Regions from separate parts of the Mus musculus genome. Here region 2 is linked to region 1. A link is a loop called in an ENCODE intact Hi-C map of the cell type or tissue named here. Cell type or tissue: heart. All regions are shown on one strand. Links, peaks and the distances in the headings refer to the core of each region. The heading gives the core; the rest is flanking DNA.

Region 1 (10,504 bases), core at 1,357-9,356:
CATGACAGCTTATAGCAGCCTGGTCCTCTTAATTAAAAGATATACTTATTAGTTTATGCATGTAAGTGTTTGCTTGCATGCTTGCATGTGCACCATGTATTGTGCTTGGTGCCTGAGGAAGCCAGAAGAGGGTGTTGGATTTCCTGAAACTGGAGTTACAGGTTGCTATGAGCTGCCATGTGGGTGCTGGGAACTGAACCTGGGTCCTCTATAAGGGCAGCAAGTGCTATTAACTGTTCAGCCTTCTTTAATGGAATATTTGCAGAATTAAGACAATTTTAAGGGCCAGAGAGATGGTTCAGTTGGTATAGTGCCTGCCCTACAAGCATGAAGGCTTGAGTTTGGGTCCCCAGCACTCAAAATGCAGGTGTGGTTGTATGCATTTGTAACCCCAGTGTTGAGGGAGGAAGGGAGCTAGGTGGATCCCTGGTGCTCATGACTGCCAGCCTCCGCGAATGAATCACCCGCCTGCTGCAGGTTCAATGAGAGGAACAGTGTATGCACAGCTTTGATTCTGGAGCTTGGCATGTAGTAGGCATTATATAGTTGTTCCAGCTGCAATAATCTGTTTTTCAGAAAGGATCCTAGACAGGGTCTTACTGTGTATCTGAGTGATCTGGAACTGCTATGTAAACCATGCTGGCCTTGAACTAACAGATCCTTCTGCCTCTGCTTCTGTGGCCTCTGATGGGATCAAAGGTATGCACCACCATGTCCAGCCTGTCCTTTTTATTTGGTGAGAACTTTTGTAGGTGTTTGCATCAGTTCTTAAGGGCATAAGAAGCTGGTCATGCTCTTAGCCAGTGCTTGTGCAGCAGAGGCAGAAGGATCAGGAGTTAAAGACCAATCTCTGTTACGTAGTTCCCGTTCAGCCTGCAGTTCATGAGACCCTATCTCAGAAAATTAGGAGAAAAAAAAGGGGGTAGGGGCATAGATGCTTCTGACAGTAGGTGGCTAACAGCTGCCTGTAACTCCAGCTCCCAGGGATTCAAGGCACCTGGTCCTTGAGGGCACTTGTACTCATGTCCACATACACATATAAAATACATACATCCGTACATATGTATTTGGGGTGGGATAGGTGGCTCAGCTGTTAAGAGCTCTTGTTGCTCTTGTAGAGGACCTGGGTTTGGTTCCCAGCAGCCACATGGAGGCTCACAACCATCTCTAGCTCCAGTCTGAGGAGGATTCAAAGTCCCCTGAGCTTCAGGGGCACCAGGCGTGTACATGGTATGCATGCATATACACAGGCAAAGCAGCCATCCACATAAACAGATAAAGCAAATATTTAAAAAAATTATATATTATATTGGTGTTCAATTTAGTCCTCTAGCAGTTAACACAAAAAGAAGCCTAGCAGAACCCCAGAATAAAGTTCAGTTTAACGAGTGTTTATTGAACACCTGTGCATAGTTATAGGACAGAGGTTCTTAACTTCTGCATGGGCCACTGTTCCCTTTGAGAAGTGTGGTGAGAGGTATGCAAAATTTCTGAGTGGCAGAAATGCATATAGGCACATGGACCATTTTAGGGGCTTTTCCTCTCTTCTGAAGCTCATCTGGAGACAGAGACTAACTTTGCTCTGGGAATTGTTGAACTTGAGTCTCCAGCTTTTTGTCTTTGACAGAGGTGTCAGAGAATTCAATAGTCTATTAAAAAAAAAGCCGAAGCCAGTCATGGTGGCACATACCTTTAATCTTGACACTCAGGCAGGCTGATCTCTGTGAGTTCAAGGCTAGTCTGGTCTACAAAGAGCCAGGGCTCTGTTGTTACACAGAGTAACCCTGTCTCCAAAAAACAAATAAAACAAAATAAACAAAAGAGGCCAGATAGCCCTCATGCAAAATAATAAAGAATAAACTTGGATGTTTACATTTCATACCTGATAGAAAACAGGGATGAATAAAGAATAAACTTGTACCTATATATTTCATACCTGGTAGGCCAAATTCTAGTACGAATGGGAAAGGCTGAGGCAGGAGGATCTCTGAGTTCAAGGCCAGGGTGGTCCTTAGAGTGAATTCCAGGACAAACAGAGCTATACAGAGAAATCCTGTTTTGAAAAACCAAAACCTAAAGAAAAGAAATATAGTTTTGCATTTTAGTGGTTTACAAAGTAGAAGCTTGTTAAATATTTGAGTAGTCTTTGTGAAGTATGTTGATGATAATTTTTCTTGTGAATTTGGTGGGTCATTTAGAATGTTAAACAATATTTGTATTTCTTTGCTCATTTTAAAATAGAGAAGTAAGACCAATGTGTATTGCCGTGTCAGCTGCTCTGCAGAGCATCAAAGGCAAATGACAGTGACATAGTTTGTGCCCTCTCTCCTTTCACATCTACCACATCTGCTGGTTGAGCTCCTAACAAGTGCAGAACAGTAATGAGAGCTGCTTCTGTCTGCTTCAGAGCAACGTGCATCAGTGTTTATACTCCAGGGTTTCTGAAGCCGAAGTTCATCTAATGCTGCATTTCTTCTGGGTTTGTGAGGGTATAGTAAAAAGTTTTGTTTTTCATCTCTACTTATGCTAGTAGATTTGAAACCAACTTGGAAATGTCTTAGTACAGATTAAAAATTAGAAAACGTACCCATCTTCTTTTCAGTACCTGACAAAATCTGGTAATTTAGTTTGATCTGTGTTTATCAAAATTATACTTGGGTTGCCTGATTTGCAACACTAATTTCTAGTCAAGTCATCTTGCAGAATTGTTAATACACCGTAGAGATGGGACCTGCCTCTCTCTGTCTCTGTCCCTGCCTTTCTCTCTGTTGAGATGGCTTTGCCAAGTAGTCGAGGGTGGTCTCATGCTCTTGCCTCACACTCCCCAGGGCTGGGGTTGAAGGGATGGTTAGCTGTTTCCCCCTTATGTTTAGGTCAGTCTTCAATTTAAATATTGGTTTTTATTTACGTGTATTTGTGCGTGTCTGAGTGAATGTCGTAAGTGTGAGTTACCTTGGAGGCTACAGTTACAGGTGATTGAATATAAACCCCTGACAGAAATGCTGGGGATAACTCAGGTCCTGGAAGAGTAGAAAGTGCTGTCACTATAAGGTATTCCTCCAGAACTAACTTTCAGTCAGTCAGTATGCTTATTTATTTATTTTTGGGTTTTTTGAGACAGGGTTTTTCTGTTTAGCTCTGGCCACGCTGTCTAGGAACTCTGAGATTTGTCTTCCCTGCCTCCTGAGTGCCAGGATTTAAGGCCTGTACCACCACTGCTGGCCCACTCTTCAGTTTTAAAACTTTTGCTAGAGAATGGCTTCTTGGCATTCTCAGTTTCTTAGTAGGGTTAACAACTTGTAGACTTGTTCTGTGAATTAAGCACATTGACTTTGTTTATTTATTGTCCTATGAGGCAGAGTCTCATATGTCCCAGGCTGTTGTGGAACTGAGAGTGACCTTGAACTTGAGTTCCATCTGCTGCCTGTACCTTCCAAGTGCTGGGCCTATAGGAATGTATCGCTCTGCCCAGCCACAATTTATTTATGTAACCAGGCACACCGATTTACTGACTTATTTTATTAATTTATTGTGTGTGCATACATGCCTGCCACAGTACATGTGTGGAGGTCAGAGGCAACTTGGAAATTGAACTTAGGGTATCAGGGTTGGTGACAAGCACTTTTACCCACTGTGTCATCACACTAGCTCTCCTGCCCCTCGCCCCTCCTCCCACCTCTTCAGTGCTAGCGAGTGGACCTAAGCCTTATGGATTATAGACAAATATTTTCTCCTGAGTTACATCCCACACCTGTATTTGGAGTTTTGTGTGTGTGCTTCATTTTGAATACTTCTGGGGAAAATACCACTCATCAGGCTTATGCAAGCTGAAAACTTTCTGATGTGCCGGTATAGACTGTGTAAACTTTCTGATGTGCCGGTATAGACTGTGTAAACTTTCTGATGTGCCGGTATAGACTGTGTAAACTTTCTGAAGTGCCGGTATAGACTGTGTAAACTTTCTGAAGTGCCGGTATAGACTGTGTTTCTTTCTGATGTGCCGGTATAGACTGTGTAAACTTTCTGATGTGCCGGTATAGACTGTGTTTCTTTGGCACACACACACATATGTTTTGGAACATTTTACTGATTATTTTGGAGCATTTTATTTGTCAGTCTCTGCAAGGGTAGATGCCGCAGGGACAGAGAACTGCTCTGTAGTATCTGGCATATGTTACATTTTCCATGAATATTTGATGTGTGAATGAACTTTGTAATCCCAATAAAAATATCAATAAGGTAAGAGTTACTGTCATTTTCCCGAGTAGCAGTTCTCAACTTGGTGGTCACACCCCCTTGGGGGTTGTTGAACAACCCTTTCACAGAAATCACCAAAGACCGCTGGAAAACAGCTATTTACATTACAATTCATAACAGTAGCAAAATTACAGTTATGAAGTAGTAACATGGTTAGGAAGGGTGAGAACTACTACTCTAGGGGCTGGAGAGATGGCTCAATGGTTAAGGGCACTTGCTGCTCTGGCAGAGGACCTGGGTTCAGTTCCCAGAGCCCACATAGAGGCTCATAACCTTCCCATAACTCCATTTCCAGGAGACCCGAAGCCTCTTCTGATCACTATAGGCGCCAGGCACGTATATGACATGCACACATACATGCAGGCTAAACACTCATTCTCATCAAATAAATAAATTTATTAAAAATATTTTTGTTCATGACTTTGTATTTAAATTATTAAAAGATTTCATGATTGGGTGTGGTGACAGTACTCAAAAGGCAGAGGCAGAGCATCCTGAGTCTACATAGCCAATTCCAGACCAGTCAGGGCTATATGTGAAACCTTGGATTATTTTAGTTTTTTTTTTTTTTTTTTTTTTTTTTTTCAGGATGGTAAGGTAGCCATTAGAAACATGGTCCTTTACTGTATTATATCATAGGTCTGTTTTTGGTTTGAACTTAAGTTATGTGATCACATAGATAGTTGAAATTTGATATTTTTGGATTAGAAATCATTTGTGAAATGTTAATCTCCAGATGAATGAGGACAACAATCCCAGTATGTTAGCTGTGGTCAATGTCAGAAATCTGAAATAAATGGTACCATCAGTGTCAGACACTAGTTGCCCCACTCTAGCCAGTGTGAAAAGAGAGACTGCAGGGCGTGGTGGCACACGCCTTTAATCCCAGCACTCGGGAGGCAGAGGCAGGTGGATTTCTGAGTTCGAGGCCAGCCTGGTCTACAAAGTGAGTTCCAGGACAGCCAGGGCTACACAGAGAAACCCTGTCTTGAAACCCCCCCTCCCCTCCCAAAAAAAAGCCTAAAAGAAAAGAAAGAGACCTTAGTGTTTTAAACCTGATTAGATAATTATTTCCATGTTGTACTCAGTTTTTTCTTTCTTTCTTTCTTTTTTTTTTTTTTTTTTTAATTTTGTAATTTTGGATCAGGGACCTGAAACTGTCTATGATGAGTGTTTAAGAGACTCTATTGTATTCTCTGAATTATCCCAGCCTTGTCACCTGGTGATGGTAGTGTACCCCTTTAGTCCCAGCACTTGGGAGGTGGATCTCTGAGTTTGAGACCAGCCTGGTCTATAGAGTGAGGTCTAGGACAGCCAGGGCTACACAGAGAATCCCCACAAATAGACAGACATTTTTTTTTTTTTTTTTATTGTTAAGAAGAGCCTGTGAGGAAGTGTCAGGAAGAGATATAGAGGCCTGGTTTCTCTTCCCAGCTGGGCTTTATTTTTCTCTGCTCAGCTTGTGTTCTCTAAGGACAGACAGAGAGCAGACAGATGGAGGCTCTGTGGGAATGGAGGGGCTTTTGTTTTGTTTATGTTCTTCTCTTTCCTGTGTCTTTTCTTCTGAGCACTGAGCACTGATCCTGGTCTGTCCAAGGCGCTGAGAAGTATTTAGTGGTGGCCTGAGTGAAAGGGAATCTGGAGGGACCATAGAGCAGTTTTCTTCCCGGGACATACAGTTGTGTCTCGTGTCCCGTGTAGTCGTCTCACTCCACCTTTGTAAAGACCACACTTGGCTAGCTCATGGTGTCCTCCTCAGGGAGGTGCTTGAGGCAGTGCTAAACTTAGCTAAAACAATCATGTTTGCTGTGTGTAGTGACAGTTTTGATTTCTAAAAAAAGTAATTTGTGTGGCTAAAAGCCAATTTTGAAGGAGAGGAAGTGGCCTACTAAAAGTGAAAGTTGTTTTTGTCTTTTGTAGCCACAATATGGTAATGTGACACAAGTCAGGCGTCTAATATAGAAGTGAATTTTAATAATTTAGTTCAGAGTAATACACAGTGCTAATTTAATATCTCTCTGTGTATCCACCCATGTCTGTGTGTGTGTGTCCGTGTGTCTGTCTGTCCAGAGGAAGACCCCTGGCATCCTGCTGTTTTTCTTCACCCTATTTTTTTTTTGAGATAGGGCCTTTCACTGAACTTCGAGCTAGCCAGCCCCAGTCCTCTTGTCTATGCTCCCATCTCAGTGCTGGGCTTACACATGTGTGCACTCATGCTTGGATCTTTGTGTGGGTTTGGGGATTTGAACTTAGGCCCTCATGTTTGCATAGCATGCACTCTTACAGCTGAGATGTCTCTCCACCGCCTGCTTACATTTTCTTAAAACAAAAAACAGCAAGAACAGTCATAGCAAAAATCCCAATCAAGGGTTTCCTGGGGGAGTATGTATGCTTGTCTAGCCCTTTCTGGCCTGGTACTTATTATTTTAAATTTCTTTATTACATGTAAGTACACTGTAGCTGTCTTCAGACACTTCAGAAGAGGGCGTCAGATCTTGTTACAGATGATTGTAAGCCACCATGTGGTTGCTGAGATTTGAATTCAGGACCTTGAGAAGAGCAGTCGGTGCTCTTAACTGCTGACCCATCTCACCAGCCCTGCCTGGTAGTTGTTTCATAGCCCTGACTGGCTTTGAACTTGATAGTCCTGCTTTCAGCTTCCCAGTGCTGCAATTGCATACGTGTGCCACCATGCCTAGTGAAGTTTGTTTTAGTACTCATAATATTTATTTCGTTCAGTAATTTATATGTCCTCTTGCATTTTTTTTTCTGTTTGTTCTTGTTTTTGATTTTGTTTTTCGGAAATAGGGTCTCACTACATAGTCTTGTTTTACCTGATAGACCAGGCTGGCCTTGAACTTACAGAGATCTGTCTGCTCCAGGTACAAGGATTAAGGATATGCACCACCACCAAAAAGTTTTTTTTCCTTTTTTAAACTTATTTTTATTTTATGTGTGTGGATGTTTTTGTTTGGATGTGTGTCTGTAACATGCGACTACAATGCCCTTAAAAGGCCAAGAGAAAGTATTGGACTCTCTGGACCCAGACGGTTGTTAGCCACCATGTGACTGCTGAGATGTGAACTTAGGTCCTTTGGAAGAGCAGCCAGTGCTCTTTAGCACTAAACCATCTCTATTCCATTTAATAAATTTTTAGTTTAAAAAGTATTGGGCCATCCCTGGTGGTGCAAGCTGTAACTGTAGCCACAGAGAGGCTAAGGCAGGAAGGCCACAAGGTCAGGCCCTGCTTAGATTACAGAATGCTTTCAAGGCTAGCCTGGGCATTTTAATGAACCTTGTCTCAAAGATAAGAAATGGGCCAGGAATGGAGCTTAGTGGTAGAGTACTTGTTTAGTGTGGGCAAGACCTCAGGTTCAAGCTCCCAGGGCTGTAATAAGTTGAAAATTTATAATTCCTACTAGAAAAACATGATTTGAACGAGTGCTCAGGTAACAATGTTAAGCTGTATTTGGTCAAGGGGTAGAGATTAGCATCAAAGTGTAGTTCTGCTCGGGATGGCCAAGACTGGTTTGGGTTGCTTAGCTGTCCGTTAGATGAGAGCTTCATCACTCTAAAGTCAACTGGACGTTTACTGATGAGATTCATAAGCTTTGAGTGTTCAGATACTTGCCGTATTTACTTGTTTCCCTAACACATCTAAAAGACCACAGTCACTTCTGGATCCTACATAGCTGCAAGAACCTTTGGGGGATTCCTGCCATTCCAGGCATGTGTGTCCTTCCTGTTCCAGGCACCTCTCCAGGAAACTGACCTGGCATCATTCCTAAGATGCTGTAGAACACCTGTTCTGAGCGTTGCCTTCTAACCCTTTCTAGTCTGTTTGGCTCATTCTTTGACCAAATGTTCTACAGTTTTCTAGGCCCACCCTTGAATTTCTCTCTCTTATTATTATTATTATTATATTTTATTATTTATTTATATTATATTATTATTATATTATTTTTTATTATGTACTTTGGTGTTTTGACTGCATGTATGTCTATGTGAGGGTGTTGGAACAGGAGTTAAAGACAGTTGTAAGCTGTCATGTGGGTGCTGGGAATTGAATCTGGGTCCTCTGGAAGAACAGCTAGTGCTCTTAACCACTGAGCTATCTCTCCAGCCCTAGATTTATTATTTTTATATTATGTATATGTGTGCATCTCTGTAGGTATGTGCTTGTGAGTTCATGTGCCTGTTGAGGCCAGAAGAGGACATCAGATCCCCTAGAGCTAGAGTTACAGGTGGTTGTGAGTCACCCTGCGTAAGTGCTGGGAGTTGAATTCAGGTCTTCTGCAAGAGCAGCACACACTTTAACCTCTAGCACCTTCATCCTTGGATTTCTGTCTGGCCAGGACAAAATTGTAGACTGCTGCTTCCTAGCTGCCCAGCACTGTGTGAGCTTTCCCTCTCACCGAAAGGCGGAGTGAGTCAGGGTTTGTTCCCGTGTCTCTGTCACTGTCTTAGATGGCAGCCTCTGTAATGTGGTGAGGACAGTGATTCTCCTAGGATACAGAATGACCCAGTGGAGCTTTAGTTTGATGGCTGCTGTGAAGAAGGTCGTGGGCCTTCCATGTTGGTCCTTTTCACTAGGTTTACCCAGCATCTGGCTTAGTTCTGCATTTTCCATTTCTGTGGCTGTTGCCTATCTGTCTCATGTAGATGTAATTAGCCTTGAATTGCTTTGATAGCTGACTTTGAACTCATGATCCTCCCTTGGCTGCCTTCAGAGTGCTGGGGGTTGCCCTTGTGCATCTCCATGCTTAGTTTCATCCTCCTTTCTCTCCTTCCCTTCCTTCTTCCCCTTCCCCCTTTCCGTCTCCCCTCTCCCTCCTCCCTCTCTTCATCCCTCCCTCCTCCCTCTCTTCATCCCTCCCTCCTCCCTCCCTTCCTTTTGAGACAAGAGCTGTCTATGATGTCCTGACTGGTCTGGAACTCACTATGTTGCACTTGAATTTACATTCTAGCCGATTACTTTGGCTGGGATTAAGTGTTCCACACCTGCCCCACTTCCTCCTCTCTTTCCTTCCTTCCTTTCTTTTGAGACAAGGTCTCTGTTATGTAGCTCTGGCTGTCCTAGAACTCACTGTGTAGACCAGGCTGGTTCTAAAGTGATTAAAGGTGTCAGCCACCTTTCCATTTCTTTTTTTTTTTTTTCTGGTTTTTTGAGACAGGGTTTCTGTGTGTAGTCTTGGCTGTCCTGGAACTCACTCTGTAGACCAGGCTGGCCTCGAACTCAGAAATCTGCCTGCCTCTGCCTCCCGAGTGCTGGGATTAAAGGCGTGCGCCACCACCGCCCAGCTACTTTCTGTTTTTAAGACAGGGACTTAACTCTGTGGTAGTTGGCTGGCATCGAACTTATATTTCTTTTGCCTCAGCCTTCAAAGTGAGATTACAGGTAAGCATCACCGTGCCTGGGAAATCTGTCTTTATGGATGTTTGAGCATCATATTAATCCACTTAGAAGAAGGTCTTGTCATTGTCAAAATTGTAAAAGAAAATGTAAAAAATAACTTCTTTTTCTCGGGTTGGCTTGATTAATTATCGAGAAAAGGTACTTGCTACCAAGCCTGTTGACTCCTGAGACCCATGTTATGGAAGGAGAGAAGTGACTCCTGAAAGTTGTCCTTGGACCTCCACCGATGTGTCCCCACGTACATACATAGTCACGCATACAGAAGAAGTAAGTGAAAAAAGAGTTAGCCCCTTTCTAACTCCCCATTCAGCAGAACTCCACGGGCAGCTGAGTGAGCGAGGGCCTTGGCCCTTTATTTGGCATATCACTTGGCTTGTTCCGCATTTCATCAAGGCGTTGAACACCTGCAATACTAGACAGGAAGTGTTACTCACTCGGGAGAGTAAGGTGACACCGCGCTCTAGGAGCCAGGCTGCTCACCTTGCATGTTATGCTTAAGGCCTCACAGTCTCGCAGTGGAGGCAGTCAGCCCTACCCAGGGTGTGAAACGTTTGCAAGTGTAGAGTTAGTGCATGTCTGCTAAGATAGATGAGGGTGCTGTGGTTTCTCTACCTTTGGGTCTGGGGATTGAGGAGTAGGGTGGAGAGAGAGAAAAGGACCGAGCAGTAAGTACAGGGCAGACTTTCCTGCACGCGCACGACTGCCCTGCCAGTTGATTCATTCTCAATATTTTGTTTTCTTTAGTCTGTGGTGTAAAAAACAAGTTGAAAACCAGGACCCTAATTATCGTAACTTTGTTTTGTTTCTTTTTTTGTGCATATATGTGCATGT
Region 2 (10,504 bases), core at 876-8,875, 50 kb after region 1:
GTTCTTATCAAACAGATCTTTCACTTCCTTAGTTAGAGTCACCCCAAGGTATTTTATATTATATTGTGTATTTATATATTATATTATATTGTGACTATTTATATATTATATAAATATTTATATATATAAGGTATTTATATATTATATTATATTGTGACTATTGTGAAGGGTGTTGTCTCCCTAATTTCTTTCTCAGCCTGTTTATCCTTTGTGTAGAGAAAGGCCATTGATTTGTTTGAGTTAATTTTATATCCAGCTACTTCAGTGAAGCTGTTTATCAGGTTTAGGAGTTCTCTGGTGGAATTTTTAGGATCACTTATATATACTATCATATCATCTGCAAATAATGATATTTTGACTTCTTCCTTTCCAATTTGTATCTGAAGGAAGTGTTTTTACTGCTGGGCTTTAGCATCTTTAGTGAAAACTTTATTAGGAGTTTTTCAATTAACAGAAACCAATCTGTATAAGAAAGGGAAAAGAAAAGAAAAGGAAAGAGAAGAAGAAAGTGTTGGCTTGCATAGCTAGGCTGTGGGCAGGATGGGCTTAGTCTACCAAGTTGGCAGGACTTCTGAACTCTTCCATTGTCTGTGTTTGTATCTACCAGTGCTGTCACATTTATTCCACTGTCTGCCTGCATGCCAAGATTCTTGTCCCTAGAGTGTCACCAATGTGACTAGATTGTCCACCCAGATTATTCCAGTAGAAAAGTCCTAGGAATGAAGTGTGCTCTGTAACCATGGTTGAGCTGTAACAAGTGCAGTGTGATACAGTGTGTTTTCGCCTCACGGCACATTGGTTCCTGTTGTCCTTTGTCTGCTCCAGGGTCCTATTGGCTTGCACTGCTTCAGCCTCCTCCAGCCTACGGTGGTTCTGTTTCCTCAGTTTCTTCTGCTTAGCTGTTTGTAGACTGTCATAGCATCGTGTGATGTTTCTCACAGTTAGGTTGTGTTACCCAGTTTGGGAAGAACACGATATTGTGTCCTGCTCAGTGTGTCTCACACACGATAATGATATACCTTGATCAGTTGGTTGAGATCGTGTCTGCGGGTCTCCGTGAGTGAGAAGACTTTCTGCTCTGTAGCTTATAGCTTTGCTGAGTGGATAGTTACCTTATATCTCCAGAAACCTCCGCCCTAACTAGGTAGTTATAATAAGTTCTAGCATTGCTGGAAGGCGTTTAACTGTTTTAGAAATTAAGATATTATTTCCATTTTTTTAAACTCGCTTTTTAAAAAATGTAATTCATACCTGTGCAGTGATCATTAGTATTTAATTAAAAAATTACATTTATTTAGGGGGCTAAAGAAGTGGCTCAGCAGTTAAGAGCATTGGCTCCTCTTTCAGGGAACCCAGGTTCAATTTGCAGCACTCACATGGCAACTGAGTGACACTGTCTGTGACTCCAGCTCCAGGGACCCTACTCATACATGGAGGCAGAACAGCAATGTACATACAATTTAAAAAATTACATTTATTTATTATTGACTACATGTATTTATGTCTGGGTACATGTGAAGGTCAGAGGACATCTTCCTTGAGTTGGTTCTGTCCTTTCACAGTGAGGGTTTTGAGGATTGAAGTTAGGTCAGTAGGCTTGGTGGCAAGTGCCTTTACCCAGTGAGCCATCTTGTTGACCCAGTTACTGCATCTCATTCCAGACTCTGTCATTACCTCCAAAAAGAAATCCTATACTTAATGATAGTCGCTTGTCATACCCTCTGCCTGGTGGCCACTATGCTCTGTTCTAAGGATTTACCTATTTTGGACATTTTGTATAAGTAAAATTTTCTGGTTTTAGCCCTTTTATTTTCTGTAATGGTTTCTAGGCGAACCAAGTTGTATATATTAGTATCCATTCCTTTTTATAGTTAAATAATATTCCATTGGGTGGATCTCAGTCATTTTTTGTTTATGCTGAGTTCCCCAGTGGATGTTTGGGCTCTTCTTTTATGGCTGTAATGCGCATGTGCACCATGTAACACAGCACTGCTGTGACGTTGTATATGTGCGTTTTAGAGGAGACGTTGGTTTTACGTAGTCAAGAAGCTTTAAAGCAAGTTGTTTACCTCATGATCCTGTCTTTATTTTAAAAATGATGACTGTATTGGCTTTCTGGGCGTGTTGTTAATGTTTGTGAAGTTTGGAAAATGGTGACTGCAGACACTGATAGCCCATTGTGACAGCAGCCCAGTCACTTGGCTGTGTCAGTTTGCCTCTGGGGAGTGTGTGGCAGGACAGGAATCTTCTGTGTTTCATCAGGCCTTTTTGATTTCCCCTGCAGATGAAGAAAGAAAAGTCCAAATTGGAGCGAACACCCCAAAAAAATGATCAAGGAAAAAGAAAAATTAGTCCAGCCAAGAAGGAGTCAGAGTCTAAAAAGTGCAAGCTGACTCTCCTAAAGAACAGTCCTATGAAGGCAGTGAAGAAGGAGGCAAGCACGTGCCCAAGGGGCCTGGATGTCAAGGAGACACATGGCAACCGCAGTAGCAACAAAGAGGAATGTCTGCTCTGGGTGGATAAGTACAAGCCCGCCTCACTCAAGAACATAATCGGACAGCAGGGTGACCAGAGCTGTGCCAACAAATTACTACGTTGGCTCAGAAACTGGCACAAGAGTTCTCCTGAAGAGAAAAAACATGGTGATTTCACAACTTTAGTCATTTTCTGTGTGTCTGTCAACATATGTAGTGCTCAGTTGTATTCATGGCCAAAGGCTCATGCATGGTTCATTTGCCTGTCATCAAGTATTTATCGAGGCTTGTTGAGTGCCCAAGTGCTCTAGGCCCTGGTGGTGCTTCTGTGAACAAAGCAGGCCCTTCAGGGGCCCCCAGAGAGTGGGGAGATTATGAGCCAGCTGTTAAAATGCATGTGCCAAGTGCTTTTGTAGGGTAAGTACAGGGAGCTAGCTCTGGGGATGCTGGTGTGTAGTCAAGGAAGAGGGTGTGAGCGCTCAGCCCTGGAGCGACCTTGGAGTCCAGGTAGCAGACAGCTGGGCTAAGGGAGATGGGTGTGGTATTGGGCTGGAGGAACAACCAGTGCCAGTGTCTGAAGGCCTGTGAGAGAGAGAATGCCCAGGGCCCTTAAGGAAACTGGAAGAAGCTGAGGTAAGCACTGGCACAGTGACCTACAGCCTCATTACATTGCCATTTGCTTTTGGTCTGCACTCTCCTCTCTGCTTTGCAAAGCTCTCGGGCAGTTCATAAATGGTTCCTTCTGATCTGGAGTGTCTGAAATATGGTGCATGTTAATGCTCTGGAACTTCTCTTCCCTAGCAGCAAAGTTTGGCAAACTTGCCAGCAAAGATGATGGCTCCAGTTTCAAGGCAGCTCTGCTGTCTGGCCCTCCAGGTGTTGGCAAAACCACTACAGCTTCTCTTGTGTGTCAGGTGGGTGCCCTGTCATAGTGCAGTGATCAGCTCGTGTGTGTGTGTGTGTGTGTGTGTGCGTGTGTGTGTGTCTGTGTTAATCTACAGTGTATATTTTTCTAAAGTCAAACTTTAGAATTTTCTTTGGCTTTAGTGGTGTTTGTCACTTCTTTTTTTTTTTTTTTTTAATGCTATTATTCTGGCTGGGTGTGGTAGTGCATGCCTATAATCCCAGCATTGAGGAAGCAGGTGAATCTCGAGGTTAATTCAAGGCCAGCCTAGTCTACATAGTAAGTTCCAGGACACAAGTCTTTTTAAAAAAAATCTAAAGAAAATTAAAGAAAAAAAAAACAAACCCCACCTTAAACCTGTTATTGAATTGGCTATTATAAAAACATCCATTTTCCCTTATAGGTGGAGGATGTGTTACTAGGCGCTCAGGAGATGCCGTGGCTGCAGGTGGTACAGAGCCCTGTGCACCGTGCCCTGCAGCAGTGCCACTTCATATAGTTAGTCTGCCTCCTGTGTCCTGGCACCCTCCTTGCCTCCCCCTCTTACTGTCTAGGGCCACGGTACTGGCTGGTTTTGTGTAAACTTGACATAAGCCAGACCTTAGAAGGAAGGAGCCTCAGGTAAGGAAATACCTCTGTGAAATCCAGCTGTAAGGCGTTTTCTCAATTAGTGATCAGTGGGGGAGGGCCCAGCCCATTGTGGGTTGGGCCATCCCTGGGCTGATGGTCCTGGGTTCTATAAGAAAGGCTTAGCAGGACAGACAGCAGACCCTCTATGGCCTCTGGATCAGCTCCTGAATCCAGGATTCTGCTCTGTATGTGTCCCTGTCCTGACTTCCTTCAGTGATCCACAGTGATATGGAAGTGTAAGCCAAATAAACCCGTTCCTCCCCAACTTGCTTTTCAGTCATGGTGTTTCATCAAAGCAATAGAAACCCTAACTAAGACAGCCATTATTAAGTAAGGGTTATTTGAATACACCCACTATGATACAGGCAGGTGGTCTGATACCCTGGCATGAGCCACCATACATAGCTTACCAGCTGTGGTTTTAAAACCAAACTCCTCTGTGTATGTGTTGTTTTAAGAATCTCTAATGCTGTGGGGAATTAGATTTGTGGCCTTTTGGTATCATACTTAATTTTTTACTCATGTTTAATGTGACTTTTGGAACCTCTGTGTTCCTTAATCAGCTGCTGCCCAGGATCATTTGCACTGTTATAATAATGATTTTTAATATTTTGACTAGGAATTGGGCTACAGTTATGTGGAACTAAATGCAAGTGATACTCGGAGTAAGAACAGTTTGAAAGCAGTTGTTGCTGAATCCTTGAACAACACCAGCATCAAAGGCTTTTATACAAGTATGTGCCCTTTTTGAACTGTGGCTATAGATGTGGTTTAAGAAAAACAAGTCACTTCAGTGTTCTGTAATGAGCACTCCTGTGTGGTAAGTATCCTGAGGCATCAAGATAGGAAAGGCCTTTGGCATAACTCTTCTGGGGCATTAGTTCTGCTCTGTGATCTCAGAGGTTTTTGAGACTGGGATAGAAATGTGTGCATATACAGTTTTCATTTTGTGTGTGATGTTGGACAGTTCCAGGTGAGTCTTGTAAAGGAGAACGGGGAGAGTGAAGTGCACCGTTCACTGAGGCCGAAAGCCTGTGTGTGTGTGTGTGTGGGGGGGGGGGGGAGCTGATTGTGTACTCTGCAGTAAAAGGATGACTTGATTCAGAGAGCCTTGAAGAATGAAAGGGCCCATTTATAGCAAGAAGGTGTGATCACTGTGGAAGGTTGTGTTGTAACTAGTGGTCCCAAAAGGCTGAGTTCATGGGGAAATGAAGATGTATCAGGTAAGGATCCACATGCCTGTGGAGAGTGCCATAGAACTGCGGTACTTTTATGTTAGAAGTTAGTTTTTGAAAGAAATTGCTCAGAAGAGTCCTCCCCCCTTCTTTCTTTCTCTCCTCCTTCCCTCCTTCTCTTTCTTCCCTCTCCCTCCCTCCCTCTCCCATCCCCCCACTTTTTCTGTCTCTTGGTATATGTATGTGGGTGTGTGTGGATGTGAGACGTGTGCACCTCACCACACCCAAGATTTTTTATGTGTGTTCTAGGGTTTGAACCCAGGTTCTTATGTTTGCAAGGCAGATACTGTACTAATGGGCAGTCTTTCCATATAGCTTGCTGTACATGGCTCTTGGAAGTATTAATTAATACAACTCACTAGCAGTCTGGCATTTTTCCTCAAGTCTAAATCATACATAATTTCTAATCTATGTCAATTCTTGGAATTTAACTGTCATTATATTTTAATATGTGTAGAATGATACATGCACACACAGACACACATACACACGCACACATAGACATACACACACATACACATGCACACACAGACAAGTATACACACACACAGACATACATGCTCACACACTTAAACACACACCACATGCTCTCATCATACAGCCAAATGTACTCTCACATGTAGACACATGCACACATATGAGGATATTTACATATTAGTATGATATAAAAGCTTGAGCATCTTAATATCTTATCAATAAACTACATTACTATGCATTTTAAAGGAGAATATTAAATTACATTAAAAAGAAGTGTTTTGGGGATGGACATTACCTCTTCTGGTGTGCAGACAAAATACCCACTACATATAATAAATCTTAAAAAGAAGAGAAGTGTTACTGATGGATGGGTGGATGGATGGATGGAAACAGATCAATAACCAAGATGTATTAAGTGAAAGCCCACAAGGTACATATTTTTATGCACACAGGTTTTAAGTATGTATTGGCTATCTCTACATGGACTTTAGTGAACTGCTGGGAAGAGAGTTTGCTTTCATGGCTTCACTCTTGGAGCTGTTGGAGTTTAAATGTGTGTTGACTCTTACTGTGTTCTGTGTTCTTTCCCCTGGTCAGGTGGAGCGGCTCCTTCCGTGAGTGCGAGGCACGCCCTCATCATGGATGAGGTCGATGGCATGGCAGGCAATGAAGACAGGGGTGGAATTCAGGTAACACAAGCACTGTGGCTTCTGTTTTACTGTGGGCTTTAATTAAGAAAATAACCGTTATGTGCATGGATAATTGTAGCAGTTGAGAGCTTTTAAAAAATACTAAAATATATTGAATATCTGTTATTTTATAAAAATAATTATCCTCATATTCTAAATTTGTCTTTTAGGAGCTAATAGGCCTGATAAAGCATACTAAAATTCCCATCATTTGTATGTGCAATGATAGAAACCACCCCAAAATTCGCTCATTGGTTCATTATTGTTTTGATCTTCGTTTCCAAAGACCTCGAGTTGAACAGATTAAGGTATGATGATTATAATTACAAAGAATTTAAAAAAATTTTGGGAGTATGTGTGTTCACAGGCATACACGTGCACGCTCATGCAATGCAGTAGGGTGTACATGTGGAGGTAACAGGGCATTTCTGGGTGTCAGTTCACTTATGGGGGTTCTAGGATCAGTCGCAGGCACCAGGCATGATGGGAAATGCCTGTACCCATCTTGCTGTCTCAGGGTTCCTGTCACTATGATGAAATACTGACAAGACAACTTGAAGGGCAAAGGTTATTTGCCAGGAAGTCAGGAGTTGAGAGAGGCAGGAGCTGATTCATGGTAGATGCTGCTGAATGGCTTGCCCAGCCTGCTTTCTTATAGAACTCAGGCCACCAGCCCAGGGCTGGCCCCACCTATCATAGACTGTACCCTTTCCCATTAGTCACTAATTAAGAAAATGCCCTTCCGGCTTGCCTACAGCCTGATCTTAGGGAGGTTTTTGTCAGTCAGTTTTTCCTCTTCTCAGATAGTTTCTGTGAGGTTGATGTAAAACTAGCCTGCACACTAGCCCAGAATATTTTTAAAATGACATTATTATATTTATATAAAGGTTGATTTTTAACTTTAGGCAGTGTCAGTGCGGTAACCAGTGAGTTTTACCTAAGATATGATGATTGATAACTGAAAACTCAAGGGTCAATTTTTTTTTTCAAAACAGGGCTTCTGTGTAGCCCTGGCTGTCCTGTAGCTCTCTCTGTAGACCAGGCTGGCCTGGAACTCAATAGAGATCTGTCTGCCTCTGCCTCCTGAATGCTAGGATTAAAGGCTTAAGCAACCCAACTCAAGGGTCAGTTTTAAAAGAATCTCATAAATATCCATAGAATTGCAGATGCTATGTGTTAAAAAAATGTCAATGACAATTTTCTTGTTTGTTAATTTCAGAGTGCAATGCTGTCTATTGCATTTAAAGAGGGTTTAAAAATCCCCCCTCCAGCTATGAATGAAATAATTTTGGGAGCTAATCAAGATGTCAGACAGGTGAGTTAGATATTTATTTTGGGGAAGTTGTTACTTTTCTAAATTTAATTTTATTATTTTATGTGTGTGGATATTTTGCCTGTATTTATGTGACTTACCACTTGTGTGTCTAGATTGGCAGAGGCCAAAAGAGGGCATCAGACTCCCTGGAACTGGAGTTACAGATGGCTGCGAGCTGCTTTGTGGGTGTTGGGAGAGCAGCTGAGCCAGCTTCTAGCTCTTGGCAGTTGTCAGTACTTTAGCTGCCCACTCTCGAAACTTGCACAGGATAGGAAAAGAGCAGCCATTTCTCATCCTGGCATTGTCGTCTTTGTGTTTTTTCTAGGTTTTACACAATCTCAGTATGTGGTGTGCACAAAGTAAGGCCCTGACCTATGACCAAGCCAAGGCTGATTCTCAGAGGGCTAAGAAGGATATCAGACTGGTAAAATGAGTTTCCATTTTTTAGTTATGTTATGAAGTTGGTGTTTCTTGTCCTGCTTATATTAGCTTTGTAGACATAATTATCTCTTGGTGTACTTCTAGAGCTCACAGACTTGTCAGACCTGTAGACAGTGAGCTTTTTTTCTAGCATGGCCATCTTTATAGACTGATGAAAAGGGATATTTTAAATGAGCCCCATGCTTCCTCACTGAGAGCGATTTTTCCATTGGACCTTCTGCATGCATTTGTGGCCTCCGTGGTTGTACTATTGGGAATTCTATGTTTCAAGTGCGTTAGTTTAACTTCCAAAGCTAGAGGTCTCTATCTCTTGTCTCTGCTCTGCTTTACTATCCAAAATTATAGATAGTTAGCTTTTTTAAAAAAAGAAATGATATACTTTAGATTTTGAAGTAGTTTTAAGTTTGCAGCAAAATGTAGTAGAAGGCACAGAGGTTTCCCATGCAAGCCACTCCAGCGTACACTTCATTTAGCATCCTGCACCAGAGTCTCAGTCAGTAACTTCACTAGGGCTCATTCTTGACATTGCACACTCTGTGTTTTCTCACAGGCGGGCAGTGGTGTGTTCTACCACTGCAGAACTACAGTAGTTTCCCTGGGCTCAGACTCGGCATCCTTAATTCCTTCCTCTTTTTTTAAAAAAAGGTTTATTTATTTTTATGTATATGAGTACACTGCAGCTGTCTTTAGACACACCAGAAGAGGGCATCAGATCCCATTACAGATGGTTGTGAGCCACCATGTGGTTGCTGGGAATTGAACTCAGGACCTCTGGAAGAGCAGCAGTCAGTGCTCTTAACTGCTGAGTCATCTCTCCAGTCCCCCTCCTTCTATAACCACCAGTCTTCCATCTCCATGGTTTTGCCTGAGTGCCATGTAGTGGGAATCATACAGTGTGCAGCCTTTGGAGATTGACTTCTTTCCCACAGTAGAGTGTGTACATTCAAGGCTCCGTCATGTCCTTTAATGAACTGTTCTTTTTGTTTGTATGGTCTTTTGAGATTGCATTGCTGGTAACTCACTTGAGCTGGCCTGAAGCTCAGTATGTAGCTGAGGCAGGCTTTGAACCTCATCTCTAAGTGCTAGGATTACTGGTGTGTCCCAACATTCATGGCTGATATTTTTATTAAAATTGTTGAGTCCAAGGCCTGAGATATATCAGTTTATTTATCATTCGGTTACTGGAAGAAGTATCTTAGTACTTCTAGATTCCACAGTTGGGATGAAAGTGCTAGAACACTATGTGTAGGATTTTGTGTAAACATAATTTTAGGTCATTTGGAACCCCTAAAGTATCATATAATTCTCCTCAGCAGGCAGTGAAGGTGCCTATTGCTCCAGCGTCATCTTCACCAGTATTAGGTTTTGGTCATTCAGTCATTTTCTGCCCCTTGTTGGCAGGGCCCATTTGATGTCACTCGGAAAGTGTTTGCAGCTGGAGAGGAGACTGCACACATGTCACTGATGGACAAGTCAGATCTCTTCTTCCATGACTATTCCATAGCACCCCTCTTTGTCCAGGAGAACTACCTGCATGTAAAGCCTGTGGCTGCAGGGTGAGCACTGAGGGCAGCAAGGGGCAGGATCGGGGTTCTCTACACCACAGAGACCAGAGCCTTGTGCAAGCGTGGCTGGGAGTGGATAGTAGTGTAACTAGACTGGCTCTTCTCTGCAGAGGTGACATGAAAAAGCACTTGATGCTTTTAAGCCGGGCAGCAGATAGCATATGTGACGGTGACTTAGTGGACAATCAGATCCGGAGTAAGCAAAACTGGAGTCTTCTGCCCACCCAGGTAAGTGTAGTTGGGTTTGTTGTTATTGTCTGTCTGTCTGTCTGTCTCTCTCTCTCTCTCACACACACACACACACACACACACACACACACACGCACGCACAACGTATATTATTTATATATTATAATATAAATATTTTGCTTATATTATTTATATTATATATAGTAAATATATATAAAGTCTGTGCTTTAAAAATACATAGAGAAAATATCTGTACTTCAAGAATGAGGCATCGTTTTCTCATTTTCAAACAAACGTGTGGATGTAATTGAGAAGGCCGAGTGTGGTTACACCAACCTGTGATCCAGCAAAGGCTGACACAGGAGGACTGCCATAAGTCTGAGACTGCTCTGGGTTACAGAGTGAGTACCAGGCTAACCAGGCTCCATATCAAGACTCTGTCTCAAAAACAAACAAACAAAACAAAAACAAAAACAAAACAAACAAACAAAAACCAGGGGGCATCCTTCTTGGAGATCTTTGTTACATGGACAAATAATAGCCCCAACATTCAGAGCTGTGAGTGGAGATGAGTGGTAGAGAGCT

Evidence for each region. Hi-C counts contacts between places; a loop is a spot of excess contacts. Peaks named below come from ENCODE experiments on the same cell type or tissue, not always from the same donor. Only the 100,000 strongest peaks of a DNase experiment are listed, where the experiment ranks them.
Region 2: it touches region 1 in a loop (5-fold over the local background); 2 of 42 quality-filtered maps call a loop at or near these places.

Annotation. Positions count from the first base shown.
Region 1 is chr5:65,321,983-65,332,486 of GRCm38, reverse strand. The region is part of intron 1 of Rfc1 (replication factor C (activator 1) 1); the gene reads left to right. Among named protein-coding and RNA genes, the nearest start is that of Rfc1, 8.4 kb to the left of the region's middle. In heart, for the core only: no CTCF peak of the experiment used is centred there; a DNase peak (open chromatin) is centred at 5,986.
Region 2 is chr5:65,271,595-65,282,098 of GRCm38, reverse strand. It overlaps Rfc1 (replication factor C (activator 1) 1), which reads left to right. Exons shown (of 25, transcript NM_001347357.1): 13 at 2,285-2,642; 14 at 3,276-3,388; 15 at 4,628-4,742; 16 at 6,318-6,409; 17 at 6,580-6,717; 18 at 7,629-7,724; 19 at 8,050-8,148; 20 at 9,567-9,721; 21 at 9,841-9,958. Among named protein-coding and RNA genes, the nearest start is that of Rfc1, 59 kb to the left of the region's middle. In heart, for the core only: no CTCF peak of the experiment used is centred there; no DNase peak of the experiment used is centred there.